Regions from separate parts of the Homo sapiens genome. Here region 1 is linked to region 2. The links are chromatin loops, found by intact Hi-C in ENCODE. Cell type or tissue: spleen. All regions are shown on one strand. Links, peaks and the distances in the headings refer to the core of each region. The heading gives the core; the rest is flanking DNA. Region 1 overlaps SP3 (Sp3 transcription factor). Region 2 overlaps SP3 (Sp3 transcription factor).

Region 1 (10,556 bases), core at 1,761-6,760, 50 kb after region 2:
TCATGTAAATTACCAGTAAAGTGTAACATATGCAAACATAACAAAATCACTTCCATAGTGACGATACTCCAACCATATGGATATTAGTCATAGAAGAACTAGAGGTTTTATGATATTTTTTTAAGTCTTTTTTTTTTTTGTCTAGGTAGTCAGTCTGCACTTAAATATCAATCATTTTCCTTTTTTGCTTCTTCCCTTAAAATTTATATGTATCCAGTACATTTAATTGAGAAGCGTATGTTTTTTATTATGCTGTATTTTCTTTTTATTTTTTAATTATTGTTTATATTTTCAATTCAAAAATGTACAAAATAAAGTTACATTGCTGGTCTTGTAAGAGCTATACAGTTTTCCTAAATGTATACCTGTAACTGCAGCAGTTCACCTATTTCAAAAATTTGGAATTCTGTTCATTTGTTATTCTTAAGACCACCTCAAATTTAAAGGCTACCTTATTGTACGTTTAAAGTGTATTATAACAGTGTGGTAGTTAATAAAACACTATTTTTTTTTCTTTTGAGTTTGTTGTATTCCTATGCATAAAAAATATTGCAGTGGTATGGGGTAAGAATTGGTGGTTTATTTTTCTTCAACTTGGCTTTTTATTTTTAGATTCTTGATTTTAGACACTGAATTGTAAACAGGCATTTATTTGAAGAAGAGATATATAGAGACACTGGTCATTTACTAATTTTTTACCTAGAGTAAATAAGAATGAGCTTATTAAATAAAATTTTTGAAAAAAAGTCTTAGCCCTTAGCCCACATTGATTCATATCAGTTTTATCAGTACCATTTTGCAATTTTTTTGTTTTCCGTTTTAAAGCAATGCAGAATATTTTGATTTATCGAAAACCTGAATTTACATTAAGACTCCTGAAAATGATAAGACAAGCGTTGGTAACCATGGCAGGAGTTACTTGAAAAAGTTGCCTTTGAATTTGCATGTGTTTCATCATTATAAAGGCAGAGTAGGAGGAAAGAGTATTAATGTGATTGTGTATTGTAGATGTTTTAAAGTAAAAATCAAGTTTCTTAACACATGTATACAGTGGGGGTAAAGATGTCCATTTTCTGTTTTCCAGGCCCAGTCTGACTCTGTCTGTAATACCTGATTGCATTGGAGAACTCTAGACACGCATAAACATGGACAGTTTTTCTAAATGTGAGACTTAAGCCTGTGATGTAAAATAGGAAGTTCTACTTGGAATAATATAAAGGAACCACTAGAATTTACAATTATTTTGAAGTTACAGGGATTAGATTTTGAATCTTAAAATCCTTTAGGTAATTTTTAGAATTTTTAAATTAAGATTAATGTGAAGAGAATTAAGTGAGCAGCAGGTGGTTCACTTGAGCAAACTGCCCATTAAGTCAGATTAAACCATTTGAATGATAGTAGAGATGTTTTAAGTAATACTGGATTTTTACAGTAAGTTTATGGTGTACTTTGAATCGATAGGTGTCCATGCATATTTTATGAATTCGTGGAGAATGAATGCAATGAAGAAAGTAAGTAGTCTTGAAAATTATTTAAATAAAGTTGTAGATTTTTTTAGTGCCCCCTAGGAATATATTAGTGAACTTTGGAACTTTTACCAAAGTTATGTAACCTCAGTGTAGATAATTTTAAATATTTCTATTTTTATATTTTAAAATGTTGAATATACTCTGGAAACAACATTTGAAGATTTGCTCTGATGTCAACTTTTTCTGGTTATAAAACCTATTAGTATTGTGTATAATTCTCAGGGTAGGTATACTCTAATAGGTGTTTTGTCAATTGCTTTATTTTTGTAAAGGCTAGAGTTAGTGCATATTGAATATATTTATGTACAAATAATTCCTGTTGTAACATTTAGTGGACGCGATTATCTGTATACCTCAAATTTTAATTTAAGAAAGTATCACTTAAAGAGCATCTCATTTTCTATAGATTGAGGCTTAATTACTGAAAAGTGACTCAACCAAAAAGCACATAACCTTTTAAAGGAGCTACACCTACCGCAGAAAGTCAGATGCCCTGTAAATAACTTTGGTCTTTCAAAATAGTGGCAATGCTTAAGATACTTAAAAATACACATACATATAAGCTGAAAGCATGTCAAGCCTATTTCATAGAAAATAGTTCTTAAACAGTATTGTTCATTAGAAATTGCTGGGGAGCATTTTAGAGATTCCATAGGCCTGGTAGCCACCTCAGCTTACTAAATCAACATCTCTGGAGATGGAGTGTATATGTGTTTTGAAACAGCTGCTCAAGTGGTTCTGTTAAACACTCCTGCGTTACAATCACTTAAAATAGAGCAAGCATCCCCTTAGGCTCTTAATTGTAGTTTAAATTCCAGTACTGCCTACTCAGACCCAAAAGTTTTGTTTTATGAAAAATTTGTATTGTGTTCAATATTGTTTGAAATTTGGGGTTGTTGCATAAATGATTATGGAATAACATTTGGTTTTAAAATAATATAAACTGACATGTTATGCTACCTGTTACACAATTTGGTTTTCAGTTTTAATTATATGAAGCTGGTAACAATCGTTTTTGTTGTAAAAGAATTATTTTTCACTAAACAGTATGTTTAAAACTGACTGCCATGAATGAGTACTAAGTCTTTTGTTGTCTGACAATAAGCACAAAACAAATTAATTGATATCTTTGGTACAAATTTGATATTTTTGTGAAATCACCTCATAATTTTATTTAGTGTTGAAGAAACAACATTGGCCCCTTGCCTTGTTCAGACAGATTTGCGTATAATGTAAATATATATATTAGTGGCAGAAACAAAGTACTGTAGAAACCTAGAAGAGGGAGAATTCTGCATGAAGTCTGGGAAACTCAGCAGAAATGGCGTTTGCAAAGGTACAGTGTGGTATGTTGGGTGATGGGGGACTTTGTGAGGGACAGAGTGGAAAAATTTTTAAGAGGGGCTGCCAAATTGCAAAAGAGAAGAATTTTTTTTGTCAGTGATTCCTAGTCTTTTTGGAATCCTACACCTTCTCCCCAGAAAAATTCATTCTAGTCCAGGGTTTATTGTTTGTTTTTTCCCTATATTTGACAGGGTCTGTCTCTGTCACACAGTGCAGTGGTGCAATCATGGCTTACTGCAGACTCCACTTACTGGTCTCAAGCAATCCTCCCCACTTCGGCCTCTTAAGTAGCTTGGACCACAGGTGCACACCACCATGCTCAGTTAATTTTAATTTGTTTTGTAGAGATGGGGTCTCACTATATTGCCTAGGCTGGTCTTGAATTCCTGGGCTCAAGTGATCCTTCCACCTCTGCCTCCCAAAGTGTTGGGATTATAGGCGTGAGCCACCACGCTTGGCCAAATCTGGAGTCTAAAGGGTATACAAGGTTTTTTTTTTTCCCATGTTGGCTTTTATTTGATGTTATAAAGTCTTCATGATATGAATATATTTTTTAAAAAGGTGTCATGTATATTGTCATGTAACATGATTCATGCCACTTCATTGTATTAAATACGTTTAAGATACAGTTTTTGATGTTAAGAATGATATCCTGAGAAGGCCTATCTCCTTCAGTCCTTTTCCCCATTTTTCACCTTTTAACTCTTGCTTCTGAATCTATGCTAAGCTACTTACTAGATGTGTGATATTGGTAGTTTTCTTACCTTAAAACCTCATTTTCATCATCCATGAAGAGGCTAACAATAGTACTCCCTGTTGATAGGATTGTTGTATTAAAATATAAGCATTCAGCATAGTGCCTGACTTAACGGTAGAGATTCAAATGGTAACCTCCTTCCAATGCCTTCCTCCCCCCTTAACTCTGGAGATTCCATTTTTCTGTAGTGAAGTGTTTTAGAATTTTCATTGTTTGACTATGGTTCATACATTGATTTTTCCAAAATGAGAAGAAGTCTTATTTCTAATGCAAAAATGTGAAAAGAACAGTTGGAACCTAAAGTGATAGTGGATGAAGTGTCTGAAGTGACTGCCCTATCAGAAAAGGATGGAATAAGAAGAAAAGACTGAAGCACCTAAATGTGTATTTTCTTGAGGAAATTACACCCCTGTGTAAGAGTCTATCCTATTTGAACATTTCTAAAAACCAGCCGAAGAATCTTCAGGTTCATTGCGACTGAAAGATAAAGTCTAGCACTGAAGTGGTTTTTAAGATTAGGAAAGGCCATCAGAGAAATGCAGTTATTTCTCCCCTCCATCCTTCCCCCACAAAAAAAAGTCTAAGCCTCCGATTAATCGACAACAACGAAATACAGGAAGTATTGGCTTAGTGACCTTTTAGGATATCTGTCCGACTTACATCCCTTCTCTGAGCATTACTTTCTGCCACCTTCCGTGAGGAGCTGTTCAGAAATCAGACAAGGAGTGGACATCTGGTCAAAGTTGAGCCAATTAGATGATTTCTCCTGAGAATTTGGAATTGGAAAACTGATGTCTTGGGAGGTCACATCTGGAACATACATGGGAGGCAGAGAAAGCAAAGATGACATTCAACCCCAGAAGAAAAAGAAAATGGCTTTCTTGATTCCTGATAACTTGGCAGTGTTTGTTCCAGTGTCTTGCATTTCACTATCTGCATTTCATCCTCCTGGGGTTCCACAAGATAGCCTTAAAACCTTACAGAGAGACTCCCCAACTTAGTTTTTTCTTAAGTCAGAAGGCTGTTACTTGCTACCAAATAATGCCAACTAAGACAACTGAGGTACAGTATATTCTCTCGTAAAACACCATAGAGTTGATGACTTGATCCTATAGAAAAGGGTCCCCAACCCCTGGGCCACAGACCGGTACTGGTCCCTGGTCTGTGAGGAACCACCTGGGCCACAGACTGGTCCTGGTCCCTGGTCTGTGAGGAACCAGGCCATACAGCAGGAGGTAAGCGAGCATTCCTGCCTGAGCTCTGCCTCCTGTCAGATGAGCCACAACATTAGATTCTCATAGGAGTGCGAACCCCGTTGTGAACCCCGCATGCGAGGGATCTAGGTAGTGCCCTCCTTAAGAGAATCTAATGTCTGATGATCTGAGGTAGAGCAGTTTCATCCTACAACCATCCCCACCCCCCGACCCCCATCCATGAAAAAATTGTCTTCCTCAAAACTAGTCCCTGGTGCCAAAAAGTTTGGGGACCGCCGTCCTAGGAAATACCAACAAAAAGTCACGTTTATTGCCTGCCAAGTGAGTCAGGTTTAGACAAGGCAGAACTTAGTATATAGCTTGGATGAATCAGAAAGGGTGGGCCTTGAAAGACTGGTAGAATGTGTCCAAGAAAACTGATTAAAAGCCTTAGAAGTCCCTCTACAGTTTCAGGACGCCCTCTTAACAGATGGCTGTATCTTTATCTGTGGTTGGTCTTGTGGAATACTGACTTTCTGCCAGCATTAGCCTGTGTTTCTATGTCACACCAAGTCACGTATATTTTCATTGTGTGTTAGGACTCAGAATAGGTTTGGGTCTTTCTTTTAATTATGTATACCCAATTACTTAGTCCTCCTCACACCCTGATCCTTTAAAAATTCTTAAGTTGTGTTAATTGCATTTTTCTCAATTCTACTCCTAGTAACTCTGTGTGTTTTTTTCCATCTTTATTCATTTAGTAAAGTTGAAACCTTTCATAGCATAATATAGTGATTAAGTGCATAGGTTTGGGACTTAGACACACATGGGCTTGCTTGTCTCCCAGTTCTGCCGCTTACCACCTATGTGACCTTTCACTCTTTACCTTTCCACTCTTAGCCTGTTCTCTAACTATAAAATGAGAATGATGCTAGCGTCATCTTCATAGAGTGATTATGGAGATAAATAAGTTAATGCATGTAAACCACTTTCCATAATGCCTGGCACATATTATATTATGTATTAGTAAATGTAAGCACTGGAAGAATCAGTAGTCTTCCTACACTTGAAAATAGTTGTCTTCAACTATTGTTGTATTAATGAGTTAATTCACCTTGTTAAGTCACCTTGATCCACCTAATTGTCAGCCAACATTTATTAACGAAACTGCTAGTATTCGTATTGTGCCTTTTTTATTATGAAACATTTCAAGAATACAGAAAAATGCAGAAAACAATGTAACAAATACCTAAGTATCTATCACCCAACTTTTATAGTCTTATTTTTACCTATATATTTTTTCTTTTAGAAAGGAATGATCACAGTTGTGCCTGAAATCTGTATAGCCCTGTCTCATTTCATTTGTCTCCCTTTACCCACATAAGTAATTGCAGCTCTGAATTTGATGTTTATCAGAATGATACCATGAGTGGTTTTATATCCTTATTATATGTATGCATACCTAGGATTGTTTTTCTGATTTTGAAACTTCATATAAATGGTATCATTCTGTACAAAACCTTCTGGGACTTGTTTTACCACTCATGTTTTTGAGATGTATCCACACTACCATCTTTCTCTAAATCATTCATTTAAATGCTGTAGTTCATTGAATAAGTTTATCACAATGTATCCATTTTCTTCTTGATGAGCATCTCAGTTATTTCCAATTTTTGACTTATAAACAATGCTGCAATGAAATAATTGACATATTTCCTTGTGTACATGTGAGCATTTCTTGAGATATGTATCTAGAACTTGAATCACTGGCCAACAGGATATTCTTAATCTTCAGTTTCACCAGATACTTCCAAATTGATCTCCATAACATGCATACCAAATTATATTCCTACCAGCCATTTATAGGAGTTCACATTTTTTCCATACCCTCCCAATCCTGCCTTGGCAGATATGTTTTTTCCAATGAATAACAATGAAATTTTGTTTTGGGATTTGACAAAATGATTCTAGATTCATCTGGAAGAAAAGCAAGTATAAGTAAGAAATTTAAAAGGGACCTGAAAAACTAAGCAATGGATATATTTAAAAATTGGTACCAGTAGGGATAACCAAATATTTGTTAACTGTAGCAGAAACAATGCATGTTTTTCTCACTGGTTCCACCTTCTATCTCTCAGTCAAGCCCTGCCCAGGTGTGGTAGTCCTCATAGTCTCTCACTGTAGGGGTCTTCTCACATAGTAGACCACTCTCTTGAGTTGAATATTGAAAAGAAGGCTTGGCCGGGGGCAGTGGCTCATGCCTGTGGTCCCAGCACTTTGGGAAGCTGAGTCGAGCGGATTGCTTGAGGTCAGCAGTTCGAGAGCAGCCTGACTAACATGGTGATGAAAAGTACAAAATTAGCTGGGGGTGGTGGCGCATGCCTGCAATCCCAGCTACTCGGGAGGCTGAGGCACGAGAATCGCTTGAACGCAGGAGGCATAGGTTGCAGTGAGCCGAGATTGCACCACTGCACTCCAGCCTGGGCGACAGAGCAAGATTTCGTCTCAAAAAAAAAAAAAAAAAAAAAAAAGGCTTAAGTCCAACTAACTGTTTCCCTGCTGTTCATTTTATCCAACGGCTGGGGATATAGGCTACTGCACATGATGGGTTGATGGATGTGAAATGATAACTCATGACTTTAATTCTAATTTTTCTATATTCTGGTGAGGTTGAGCATATTTTTACAAGTTCATAATCCATTTTCCTCTGATGGGAGTTGCCTGTTTGAATCCTTTGCCCACTTGCTTTTTGGGGTTATTTGCAATTTTTTGCATTGATCTTCAAACATTCTTAATTAATCCCAGGTACATATTATTTTATATATAAGATATATTTTAGAGATATATAGGCTGATAGTATCTTTTCTCAGTCTAAGGCTTATCTTTTAATTTTGTTTATGGTGTTTTGTGTGTGTTGTTTTGCAGAAGTTTTATTGTATCTGAATTGTGGCTTTTGTGTCTTAAGAAATTCTTTACCTACTGTCATAAAAATTTTTGTCTAAAAATTTTATGATTTTGCCTTTCTATTTATCTTGTTAATTCACTTTGAAATTACTTTTGTTTATGGCATAAAGTCCATTATTTTCCATATGGATAATCAGTTGTCTTAGCAGTTTATTGAATGGTCCAACGTTTCCCTGCTGATTATAATGCCCTCTCTGTTATTTATCCTAAATTCTTGACATCCGGTAAGGAAGTCTCCTCTGCCCACCCTTCTCTGTATTTCAAAATGGTTTTGACTGTTCTTGACCCCTTGCTCTTTCTGTGAACTTTAGGATTAAATGATTATGTAGAATTAAACAATCGGGTTAAGGTTTTTTATTAGAATTACATTGAATCTATAGATTAATTTGGGGAAAGAATGTTATCTTTCTATCCATGATAATTCTGTATCTCTCCATTAATTCAAGTCTTTAATGGTTTTTAAAAATAAATTATTGTCTCTTTGAAAATCCTTACACATCCTTTATTGCACTGATTCGTATGTAGTTTATGTTTTTGTTGTTGCTTTGGAGAATAGGCTTCTTAAAATTAAATGTTTAAATTGATCAATGCTGGAGTATATAAATGCTATTGATATTTGTAAAATGATTTTGTCTAATAATCTTACATAATTCTTTTGCTGTTCTAATAGTTTGCCTGTAGATCCTATACGATTTTCTGTGGAGACAGTCATATTGTCCTCAAAGAAGAAAATGTTTGTCTCTTCATTTCCAAGTCTTGTGCCTCTACTTTTAATCAACAGCTTAATGTTAAACAGAAGTGGTGGTGCCAGACATCTCTGTCCTGCTTCTGACTACTATTTACTTTTCTTTCTCACATGTAACTATAACATTATTCAGTTCTTATAACATGGTAAGATAGGTGGAATAGGCATTATCTCCATTTCTAGTTAAAGCTGAGTGGGCCAGAGTATCACTCCAAAACACACAGCTAGTAGATGTCAGAATATGTACTCCAGACTTTCTGACTTCAAATCCTGTGTGATTATCTCAAGTATCACAGCTGTCTTCATATAACCTAAAACAGGATTGATGGCATTTATTTCTTCAACAAACATTTGAGTGCATGTTATATACCCGATATTCAGGATGAAATTATCATTTCATAATTTCTACCCTGAAGGTTATAGTAAGAGAAGCTGATAACATTCTGACTATAATCACCTTCCTGACTTAAAAAAAAATCCATTTGGTTTCACTAGTTTCCTGTACTTTTTTCATTATAAGAACATATTCCCTTTATTTCAATGTTAGGGAAGGGCTACTTTTTTGTTTTTTGTTTTTCCTTAAACATGATCCTCTAAGAGCTACAGTATAACTCTGCTAAATATCCACAGATGTGACATCTGGAGCACTGTGCCCCAAGCCTGGGAGAGCCTGCGTATAGGCCTTGTCTACTTGGCACGTTTAGATTCATGAGGGGACCTAATAAACCTTTTATGACTTTCAAAGAAAGAACATAGGGCCTTACTTGCTCAGGCTCTAGTGTTAAACTTGAGGCTCACTTGATAAGCCAAATTCAGGGCAGCAAAAAACTAAGAAAAGTTGATGATGGGAATGTATCTTTCTAACCAAAGTGTTCCTCAAATCTACTCCAATATTGGAGACAGTGAGTCAACCCTGAAATGGAGACTAGAAACTATAAGGCAGCAACATATGCACAAAACCAACTTTTTTTTTTTTTTTTTTGAGATGGAGTCTCATTCTGTCACCCAGGCTGGAGTGCAGTGGTGCAATCTCGGCTCACTGCAACCTCCACCTCCCGGATTCAAGCAATTCTTTTGCCTCAGCCTCCCCAGTAGCTGGGACTGCAGGCACATGCCACCACGCTCAGGTAATTTTTTGTAGTTTTAGTAGAGACGGGATATCACCGTGTTTCGATCTCCTGACCTCGTGATCCACCCACCTCAGCCTCCCAAAGTGCTGGGATAACAGGCGAGAACCAACGCGCCTGGCCAAAACCAACTTTTTAAAGCAATATTCTGCCCTATAAGTCATTATGTGACTGATGACGCACAGCAAAAGCGACAGTAGGTGTGAACACCATCCGGAACCAAGGTCTTGTGTTACCTAGTCTCCTCTCTGCTGGGCTGGTTTCTTTTTCAATTGGCAAAGGATAAAGGGACAGTTTTTTGAGATATTTCTCATGTCCTAGAATTTAAACTTAGGACACAGAGGGCAAAGGCTCGGAGGAAAGAAGTTAGCCGTTAACAGCTATGGCTGTGGAGAAAGAAGGTGTCCTAGAATGTGCGGGAGCATCATGGGGCCGGACTCAGCCTGCAGCGCCAGTGCTGAGCGACCTCTTTTAACACTCTGTACTTAAAGAACAACCAAAGGTGGTATACAGTCTTAACATTATTTGAAGGTGGCTTTTTGGACTCTGACTCAGTGTGATCGCAGCTTCTTTGTTCTTGAGGACTTTATCCCATCACAACTGTGAGATCTGGTGGGGAGCAAGCTGCAAACTTAAATTCCTCCCTGGTTTTGCTCTACAAGGGCAGAGAAAACTGTCCCTTTGCAAACAGTCATAAAATTAACAGGGTCACGGCATGGGTTCTATCAACTTGCTAGACTGTCAGGCAACCAGCTGCAGAAGGACCTAGGCCTTGCTCGTCATTGACCTCTAAGAATTAGCAGCACCGGGTTGCTAACTCCTTTGCTTTTGGCAGTTACTTCTGTCTTAGTTTCCCTATTGCCCCATGGGCAGGCAGCTAGGTGAGTGAAGTCTGGG
Region 2 (10,556 bases), core at 619-5,618:
AGGGACAAAATGCCAGTATCATAAAATTAATTTGTGTCTGAGTTACTATATTCTTTGATAAAAGTTCAATACCTGTAAATTTTATGCTGGTCAGAAAAAATTTCAGTGGATCCTCCAGGTGAGCAATAACCTTAAGAAGATAAAGGTTAGATTTTAGACACACTTTAGTGTAGATTTTAGTATATAGATTTAAATATTTGTAGTTTACTTAAAATGCCAAGAGACCGAAATGAAACATTTGTCACTGTAATGTTAGGAAAGGTGACTTAACATTGTAATTTCTATACCAGATTGAAGTTGCAGAGTGACATGTGACTTTAATGTCTGATGCTTCATTTTAAAATTGTTTAGTAAATATAATTTAAGTGTATTTAAGACAGATCGCTATTTTATAGTTCAGGCCTAGAGATTTGTATTGGGTTCCACAATTTCTCAGCCTTTAGTCTCCTCCCTTTCTTTCAGTCTCCTTCATTGAGCCTTAGTTTATCTTTATAAGACACAGATGTGATTGCACCACTCACTTGCTTATAAACCTTTTATAGCTTTCACTCACTATCTACAGGATAAAGTCTAAACAATTTAGTGGGATCTGTGAAGCCATTTACAAGCGTTGATAAAAATATCTAGTCCTGTTCCCCATTACTTTCCTCTATGAATATGAGCCTTTTTGGGATCTTTTCTTCAACTCCAAACTGCATATTATTATTTAGGGTTTCTTTTTGTGATTTTATTGTTTCTATGCTTTTATTAGTGCCTCTTTTTTAACTGACTACAGGAAAATCTTATATTCTAATACTACTTTATCTCTGTATGAAATCTTTTTTTTCAATCTTGTGTCTTCCACAGAGTGTTTTGATCATATGACTAGTCTGTGCTACTTTTCACATTGTATTAGCATGGATGTGTGTATGTCTGCTTGGATTGACAGTGAACCGTTTGAAGATTGGGATTGTATGTCATGGGTTTACTCACGTGTGTATTTCATCTTGGTAAATTACGTTCAAATGTTTGAATTCAGTCATTTAACTGTGGTTCATCCACTGAAATAACTGTATATATTTCTCAACTATGTCTTCATGAAAATTAGGTAGTGAGTTTCTTTAAGAAACTTAAGATTTTTTTGTTTATCATATTTGCATTAAGTTTTATAGAATGGTTTATGTTGAGAGAACTGTGTATGTCTCAACTGATTTTTATGGTCCCATTGAGATTCCCATTGAGAATATAATGAAACCCTAGATTATCTTTCTCTCCCTCAAATTGTATTAATACACCAGAATACAAAAGGTATATGCCAGACATTCTACTGAAAACTTAGACTAGTAAGTAAAGTCACAGTGTGTATCCTCCAGCTTCTGATCCTAGAGAAACCTTTCAAATGGGGCTACGTTGTCATGTGGTCACAGGGCAATGACTTTTTCTCATTAAGTTTTTTTAAGGTCTTTGTTTTTCATTAGTTCATGGAAAAAGTAGAGTTTGATAGCTTAATGGAATAGCCCTAGCCATGAGTTTACTTTAGAGTATGTTAATAGATGCCACAAAAGAGTAGATTTCATTGTTTGATTTTAGGCTTATAGCAATAAATCTTTTCTAAGTCGGATGACTTAATACACTATGCTTATGTTTCCTTTTTATACACAAATATAATGCACCTGATTTGGTCATAGCCATCTCCACTGTTTTGTTTTGTGTTTTAACTGTGTAGTGTTAGAGATCATAGATGCAGGATTAGAAAATTGGTCTGTGGTTGTGATGAACATTCCGAGAATTTTTTTTATCCCACTCAAATAGGATGAATTGTCTTTGCAGTAACAAAACTGGAAGTGATAATTATTGTAGTTCATATAGTACTGCTCCTGTATTTGAACTCCATTGTGTTTTAAGATAAGTTGAATTTTCAGGTAGTAGGATTTATACCAGTTTTTAGAATTTTTTGAGGGTTGATTTAAATATACCACAAATATATCACCTTTTTGTTTTCTTCATCCAGACAGGTGATTTGGCTTCTGCACAGTTAGGAGGAGCACCAAACCGATGGGAGGTTTTGTCAGCCACACCTACAACTATAAAAGATGAAGCTGGTAATCTAGTCCAGATTCCAAGTGCTGCTACTTCAAGTGGGCAGTATGTTCTTCCCCTTCAGAATTTGCAGAATCAACAAATATTTTCCGTTGCACCAGGATCAGATTCATCAAATGGTACAGTGTCCAGTGTTCAATATCAAGTGATACCACAGATCCAGTCAGCAGATGGTCAGCAGGTTCAAATTGGTTTCACAGGCTCTTCAGATAATGGGGGTATAAATCAAGAAAGCAGTCAAATTCAGATCATTCCTGGCTCTAATCAAACCTTACTTGCCTCTGGAACACCTTCTGCTAACATCCAGAATCTCATACCACAGACTGGTCAAGTCCAGGTTCAGGGAGTTGCAATTGGTGGTTCATCTTTTCCTGGTCAAACCCAAGTAGTTGCTAATGTGCCTCTTGGTCTGCCAGGAAATATTACGTTTGTACCAATCAATAGTGTCGATCTAGATTCTTTGGGACTCTCGGGCAGTTCTCAGACAATGACTGCAGGCATTAATGCCGACGGACATTTGATAAACACAGGACAAGCTATGGATAGTTCAGACAATTCAGAAAGGACTGGTGAGCGGGTTTCTCCTGATATTAATGAAACTAATACTGATACAGATTTATTTGTGCCAACATCCTCTTCATCACAGTTGCCTGTTACGATAGATAGTACAGGTATATTACAACAAAACACAAATAGCTTGACTACATCTAGTGGGCAGGTTCATTCTTCAGATCTTCAGGGAAATTATATCCAGTCGCCTGTTTCTGAAGAGACACAGGCACAGAATATTCAGGTTTCTACAGCACAGCCTGTTGTACAGCATCTACAACTTCAAGAGTCTCAGCAGCCAACCAGTCAAGCCCAAATTGTGCAAGGTATTACACCACAGACAATCCATGGTGTGCAAGCCAGTGGTCAAAATATATCACAACAGGCTTTGCAAAATCTTCAGTTGCAGCTGAATCCTGGAACCTTTTTAATTCAGGCACAGACAGTGACCCCTTCTGGACAGGTAACTTGGCAAACGTTTCAAGTACAAGGGGTCCAGAACTTGCAGAATTTGCAAATACAGAATACTGCTGCCCAACAAATAACTTTGACGCCTGTTCAAACCCTCACACTTGGTCAAGTTGCGGCAGGTGGAGCCTTCACTTCAACTCCAGTTAGTCTAAGCACTGGTCAGTTGCCAAATCTACAAACAGTTACAGTGAACTCTATAGATTCTGCTGGTATACAGCTACATCCAGGAGAGAATGCTGACAGTCCTGCAGGTGAGTCTTAAGTTATGTCATGCCATAAATAAGTTCAGTGATAATACATAGAGGGAAATTTTTTGCTTTAGGTATTTATCAGCATCAGACTCACATTAGAATTAATGATCAATGTTTGTATGAAAATATGTTTGTATGAAAGTAGACATCAAAGTATCTTCCAAATTATTCTTTGAAAGTTTGTAGTTTTTGAAGTTAGGGATTCATGTTTCTATTATGCCAATTAACATTTATAGTTTTTTCTTAATTTTATATTTGTTTTGACATCTGATTGATATTGTCAGGCATTATAAAATTTTTATTTGGCAGGTAGGGTGTCTTGGTTGGCCTTAGTGTGATGTGAATTAAAATTTTTATGCATTATATTTGGTTGAGGAGTCAGGTTGGTATAGTGAAAACATGGTACAGGGAGTAAATATGCCTCAGCCACTTGCTAGGTGTGTGATTTTGACCAAGTTATTTTTCTTTCGCAAACTCAGTTTCCTTGTTGTGTAAAATGGAGGTGTTGGACTAGGTAACTGTCTAGGTGACCTTCCAGACCAAAAATTCTTTGATTCTGTGATAGTGGGCATTAAACTTAGCTGTGCTAGAAATAGTTGTCAATAGTATGGGTAGACATTTCTGAAGTCTGCTCTTTGAATGTTGTGTAAGAATTAAATAATAAAGTTTAAAAAGAGATAGTGTCATTTTTACCCTATTAATGTTGTCTGTCTAGATAACATTTGATTGAATGTTTTGTTGTGCAGTAAATCCTGAACTTTATTACTTTAATTCTGTTTTGTATTTGGATTTCTGTGGAGATTGTACTACTAACATTCTTTCACCAGGTCAGTGATTCTAAACTCTTAAATTGGGACACTTTAACTGAACTGATTGACATAACTCCCATCACCATTTAAAGATTACCTTTTTTCTTTTGATAAATTTGTGATACATGCTTAGAAAATTGAAATGGTCTTAGAACCTCAGATCCGTATTTGGAAATCCTTTAATTGCATTTAAGCCTTCTGAAGCTGTGATTATTTTTTTTTAGGGGTTGGGATTAGGATTTCTGAAACTGGTTTAGAGCAGTAGTTGTTTTTTTTTTTGTTTTGTTTTGTTTTTTGAGATGGAGTCTCGCTCTGTCACACAGGCTGGAGTGCAGTGGTGTGATCTTGGTTCACTGCAACCTCTGCCTTCTGGGTTCAAGCAATTCTCGTGCCTCAGCCTCTCGAGTAACTGGGATTAGCTCCTGAATAACTGGGATTACAGGTGCACACCACCACATCCGGCTAATTTTTGTATTTTTAGTAAAGATGAGGTTTAGTAAAGATGTTGGCCAGGCTGGTCACAAACTCCTGACCTCAAGTGATCTGCCTGTCTTGGCCTCCCAAAGTGCTGGGATTACAGGTGTGGGCCTCCCAAAGTTCTGGGATTACAGGTGTGGGTCTCCCAAAGTGCTGGGATTACAGGCGTGAGCCACCGCTCTGCTCCTGGCCTAGAACAGTAGTTCTTAAAATGTGATCTGTGGACCATTGGATATCCCTGAGACCCTCTCAGAGGTCCTTCACATCAAGCTGCACTAAGAAATTGTTTGCCTTGTTCTCTGTGTTGACACTTTCAGTGGTGGTGGATAAAACTGCTTGTGTCTTAGCATAAATCAAGGCAGTGACAGCAAACTGTAATAGTTGTTGCTGTATTCTTCATGACCATGCACTTGCAGTTAAAGAAAAATCCCAGTTTCACTCAAGAATGACCTCGATGAACCAGTAAGAAAAGATATTTACTAAATCTTGACCCTTGAGGGCTGCATGTCTTTTAAAAAATAATAGCTTTATTGGGATATAACTCACATACCGTAAAACTCACTCTTTATACAATTCACTGGTTGTAACTATGGTCATAGAGTTGTACAACCATCATCACTATCTAATTTCAGAGCATTTTTATTACCTCAAAAGGAAACCCATACCCTTTAGCAGTCACTCATCATTCACTTCCCCTCAGACCCTGACAACCACTATGCTACTTTCTGTCCCTTCAGATTTGCCAGTTATTTCGTATCAGTGTAATTGTACAATATGTGGCCTTTGGTGTTTGGTTTCTTTCATTTAGCATGATGTTTTCAAGGTTCATCTGTGTCATGGTATGTGTCATTACCTCATTTCTTTATATATGGCTGAATACTGTTCCACTGTATGGATATACCACATTTTATTTATCTACTGGTGGACATTTAGGTTGTTTACACTTTTTGGCTATTATGAATATTGCTGCTGTGAACATTTGTGTAGGTAGTATTTTGTGTGGAAATGTTTTCTTTTGGGTATGTACCTGGGACTGGATTGCTGGGTTATATGGCAATTGGGTTTAACCGGTTTTCCAAAGAGACCATACCGTTTTACATTCTCATCAGCAATGTGTTGAGAGTCCCAATTTCTCTCTAGCGCCACCAACCTTATTATTGCCCATCTTTCTGATTACAGCCATCCTAGTGGGTGTGAAGTGGTATCTTTTTATGGTTTTGGTTTGTAGTTCCTACTGCATATCTTTGTAGTAGTATTTATGATGAAATGGGAAGTATGCCTTAATAAAGCATTTTTGCTGCATATCAAAATAAGAATTGTCTTTAAAAAACCACTTTTTTCCCTCAGTTATGCAGTTCTGTGAGTTGCAAGCTGAACTAGATGCTATTTTCATCAAATACTGTTTTTACTTGAAAGAATGATAAACTGTGGTCTTGAGATTAATGTACTTAAGTGACAGATATTTCCTCAAAAAAAAAAAAAAAATGAAGTGAGCCTGTCATGTGAAGGAAAAAAACTGGAAAGCATTTGCTGCTGCAGATGACAAAATTTGTGCTTTCCAGTGAAAATTAGAATTTTAGAAAACTCAAATCTATTATGAGCTTGATACCTTCTTAATATTTTTCTGATGAGATGGATAGTGATACTAACAAAGCTTTTTTGATACTGTATTTTAATGTAATGTGCTAACACTTGGAAGATCTGTATGATAGTTCAGTGAACCGGCAGTTTTCAGATGACCAACTCATTATATTATAAAATCATGCATGAGTAAAAGATCCATTCAAAGTGCGAGATAGACCAATAACAGTATAGAAAGTTTACAGGTAGTGTCAGATTCCACATTTGGACTGAACTTGAAGAAACTGCCACCTGTTAAGTTTGGTGTAGTATTCAAAGAAAACCCACAATTGGCTGAAAGGATATTAAGTTATTCTTGCCCTTTCCAGGTAGATATCCGTGAGTAGATACTCTTCATATGGTTCAGCCCGAACCATATTGCAAGAGATTGAATGCAGGAGCAGATCTGAGACTTTAAATGTCTTCTTTTATTCACTCTAGACATTACAGAGATTTGTGAAAATGTAAAACATGGTTTTCTCATTAAACTTTTTTTGTTGTTTTGAAAAATGTTTTTCATAAAATGTTAATTTATGTTAACGTGTAATGGATTTATTTTTAAATGAACTAAATTTAAATTTCTGTTTATGATATGGTAAGTATCAGTATACACATATACTACATGAACAGAAGTTTTTTGTGAACGTCAGTAATGTGTAAGTTTGGAAAGGAGTTCTGAGACTAAAAGGTTTGAGTTAAGTGACAGACTACTGAAGACATAAAAGATAGTTTTTAGAAACTAGTTTTTAATGTGTGTACAAAATTAATGTTACAGCGTTCTATAGGTGTTAGAAAATAAATCTAGAAACTTTGATTTTTGTGGATTTATGTTGGTCATGAAATGAAGTTGGTATAAAGCACCAAGTTCTTCAGTAAAGTAATTTCTTTTCAAATGTTATCAGAATAGAAACACTGTGTATATTGAATACAAAATGGAATTTTAGTTTATTGAATGTTGCCCAGGAAGGGTAAAATAAATACTCCAGAAAGCCATTAAATTTGAATTTTGTCCTGATTTTAAAGGAACGGGGAAATTATTTGAGAAAGTAAAAGTTAAAGCAAGTGAGAATAAAAATGCTGTATAAGACATAGCATATTTAGTAATAAATTCATTTTGAGGATATAAACTTTCTCTTGGTATACTATCTTTCTAATTGGCAAGAAGGGAGATATGTTAAGATGCTTTTTCTCACTAGAAAATCAGAGCAAAACATTTTTGTTTCAGTGTTACGTGTAGTATGCCCAGATGAAAATGCTGAAAACTTTGACATCCTTGGTTTGCCTTTTTTACTTTTTTTTTTTTTTTTTAAGAGACAGGGTCTCTGTTTTCTAGGCTGGAGTGCAGTGGCATGATTATAACGCATTGTGATCTCAAACTCCTGGCCTGAGCCTCCTGAATGTGTAGAACTACAGGCTAGCGCCACCATGCCCAGCTAAGTTTTAAATTTTTTGTAGAGATGGCATCTTGCTATGTTGCCCAAGTTGGTCTTGAACTGCTAGGCACAAGCAGTCCTTTTGCCTTGGCCTCCCAAAGTGTTGGAATTATAGGCATGGGCCACTGTGCCTAGCCTGCACTTTACTTTTGATAAGCATGACATTAATGTAACAATTTCCCAAAATAAAGGAGAAAGTACTTTTTTTTTTTTTAAACCAGGGCTCTGGAACTTGCCTTTTTGTTTGTTTTTGTTAAGTTTAAAGGACCCCTTTAACAAAAATGACCTCTACTCGAGCCTGTATTAAGCAGTAAGTCTGACTTTGTTCCCTTCTTTTTTGGGGTACTTTTACTACTCCTTATCCTTTAGAAGGCAAATCTCCATCTTCCTGGAAACATCAGGCGCCAAGCTGAAACCCTACTAATCTTACATATTTCTGTCCATTTGTGGCCCACTGAGAAATGCATGCTGTTTTAGGAAACTTCATTGTTGTCTCATTTTTACTTTATCGTTGCTGTATATTTGAAACTGGGTAAGAGGAGGCAAAGTGTGAATTTATGTATCTTTCCAATGTCAAAATTTCCCCCAAATTTAAGCCAAGACTTAATTCAGTCTCTCAAATTTTAGTCCTCTGTCAGATTTTGTTTTATCTAAAATACAGTTAATCTTTCAAGACTGGGCACATTTAAAATGGAGTCAGGTGTTTGAAGTTGGAAGAAGAGTTTATAGAAGTCATTTCTTCTTAAAAGCAAACAACTTAATGTTTAGAATTCCCCATTATTCATGAAAAACTGGATAGTTGCAGGTTAACTGGTAGCTATCTTTTTTTGAGAAAATAGAAGCCTTATAAAAGGCAGGCTTTTTTAACTTAATATTTAAGTATTTAAAGATTGACAGGCGAAAGAGGGATGGATCTCTTATGGGCTCCTACTCTATCGGGTACTGTTTAGGTGTTTTTAGGTGTATTATCTCATATAATTCTTTCTTACATTAATCTATTTACTATTCTCACGGTTGGATAGGAAAGTAACTGGCCCAAGGCTTCACAACTAGGCTTTGTTCTTTTCACTCTCCTATAGTGTCTTGGCAGTGTGCTCTTTAATTTATATCAGTATTGTATTTTTCTTCCCTTTTTTTGGTTATTTTTATTTCAGATTTTTTTTTTTTCCTTTTTGAGGGTAAAATACTAGCCTTGAATAAAGTATTTTCTACATGGTAAGTGGAGGAAATGTCTTCTGAAACATTTTTATTTGTGATTCTAACAAGGTGAAAGATAAATCCTTACTGATTTTACCTAAGGGATCACTGTCAGAACTGGTTGATTATAGAAATGCACAAATACTGCTAAAAGGCCAACCCTATTGCTTGAAAAGTAGAGTGTATGATGGAAATGTGGTCTTTTTAGAGTTACAAAAAGAATAGACAAAATGTGATGACTATGATCTGTGCTGATTTTAAGTAATTGGTAGATCTCCTTTTGCCCCTCTTACACAACATAAAAGGTTGTTGTGTAAGACTTTTACACTGTTGCTTTCTGTAGACTTTAAAGTTGTCTTATCAAAAATAACCTGAGGATGGTTTATTTAGGTATCATACCACTTAGCTTGGTTATGTCTGAGTTCCTGTTCATTTGTGAATCATGTATGTATTGCATGCTATGGTCTTTAAATTTTAGAAATTAAGATTTTTATTTTAATGCTTGGGGAAAACCTATTCATATTCTGATTTTCCAACGATTTTTTTGGTTTATTAATTTTGAGACTTATAATTATTTATTTTCTGTACTTAAAGTTGATTTGCTTACAAAAGTAATACATGGCTTGATATGGAAAACAAAAACATTATGGAAATATTTAATGTAGAAAGTGAAATTTTCTCTTATCTCTTAGGAATAAGACTTAGTGTCATATATTTTAAAATATTGTCATAATTATACTGCATATACACTTTTTACAATATTGCTTAATTTTTAGTTTTAGGAGGATGAAAATAGAATAGTCGCCCCCCTTATCAGTGAGGGATAGTTCAAAGACCCCCAGTGGATCCTGAAACCTCAGGGAGTACCAAACCCTATATACACTATGGTTTTTACTATATGGTAATGAGTGGGTAGCATGTATAGTGGATAGGCTGGACAAAGGAATGATTCATGTCCCAGGTGGGATGGAATGAGACAGCATGAGATTTCTTAGTGCAAAGAATGGCATGTAATTTAAAACTTGCGAAGTCTTTATTTCTGGAATTTTTAATTTCATGTTTTCAGACTGTGATTGACTATGGGTAACAAACCATTGTGGAAAGCAAAACCTTGGATAAGGGTATAAGGACTTCCTATACTTGCTAAGTATTTAGGTCAAGAATTACATCCTATTTAATTAGCTATTAATATAGATAAAAGTACCCTACATGCAGAAAAACCCAGAGTTAGATTCATTGCTGAAAACAAGAGCCTGGAGTAGGGCTCTTTTTTGTTAAAGGGGAGCTACAAAAAGTTGTTGCTGTTTGTTATCCTGAGGTATGACTTAAATGAAGATTTACGGAGATGAGACGATGATGCAGGAAAATAGGAGGACATCAGCACAGTCTTACGACCACCACATCTGAACCAATCTGAACCATTGAACTGTTAGCTGAGTGTTTGGATTTGTGATATAGCCAGTATTACTGCTTACAAGAGTTATATATGAGTTTTGGGGCTTGCAGAAATGCCAGACCCAAAATTGTAATACTGAGAAAGAAAGAAAAAAATTGTATTCAAGATGATCCTGCAAACCTAAATTCCAAAATACATGAAGACAAAATCTGTGAAAGATAGCTGATAAAATCAACAATTAGGAGATGAATTCATGTCAGATTAAAGAAAACAA

Evidence for each region. Hi-C counts contacts between places; a loop is a spot of excess contacts. Peaks named below come from ENCODE experiments on the same cell type or tissue, not always from the same donor. Only the 100,000 strongest peaks of a DNase experiment are listed, where the experiment ranks them.
Region 1: it touches region 2 in a loop (2.1-fold over the local background); 15 of 110 quality-filtered maps call a loop at or near these places.

What each region holds. Positions count from the first base shown.
Region 1 is chr2:173,898,494-173,909,049 of GRCh38, reverse strand. SP3 (Sp3 transcription factor) reads left to right here. Exons shown (of 7, transcript NM_003111.5): 7 at 1-8,275. Among named protein-coding and RNA genes, the nearest start is that of SP3, 62 kb to the left of the region's middle. In spleen, for the core only: no CTCF peak of the experiment used is centred there; no DNase peak of the experiment used is centred there.
Region 2 is chr2:173,947,667-173,958,222 of GRCh38, reverse strand. SP3 (Sp3 transcription factor) reads left to right here. Exons shown (of 7, transcript NM_003111.5): 4 at 1,991-3,350. Among named protein-coding and RNA genes, the nearest start is that of SP3, 12 kb to the left of the region's middle. In spleen, for the core only: no CTCF peak of the experiment used is centred there; no DNase peak of the experiment used is centred there; H3K4me3 peaks cover 2,369 bases; H3K27ac peaks cover 1,916 bases.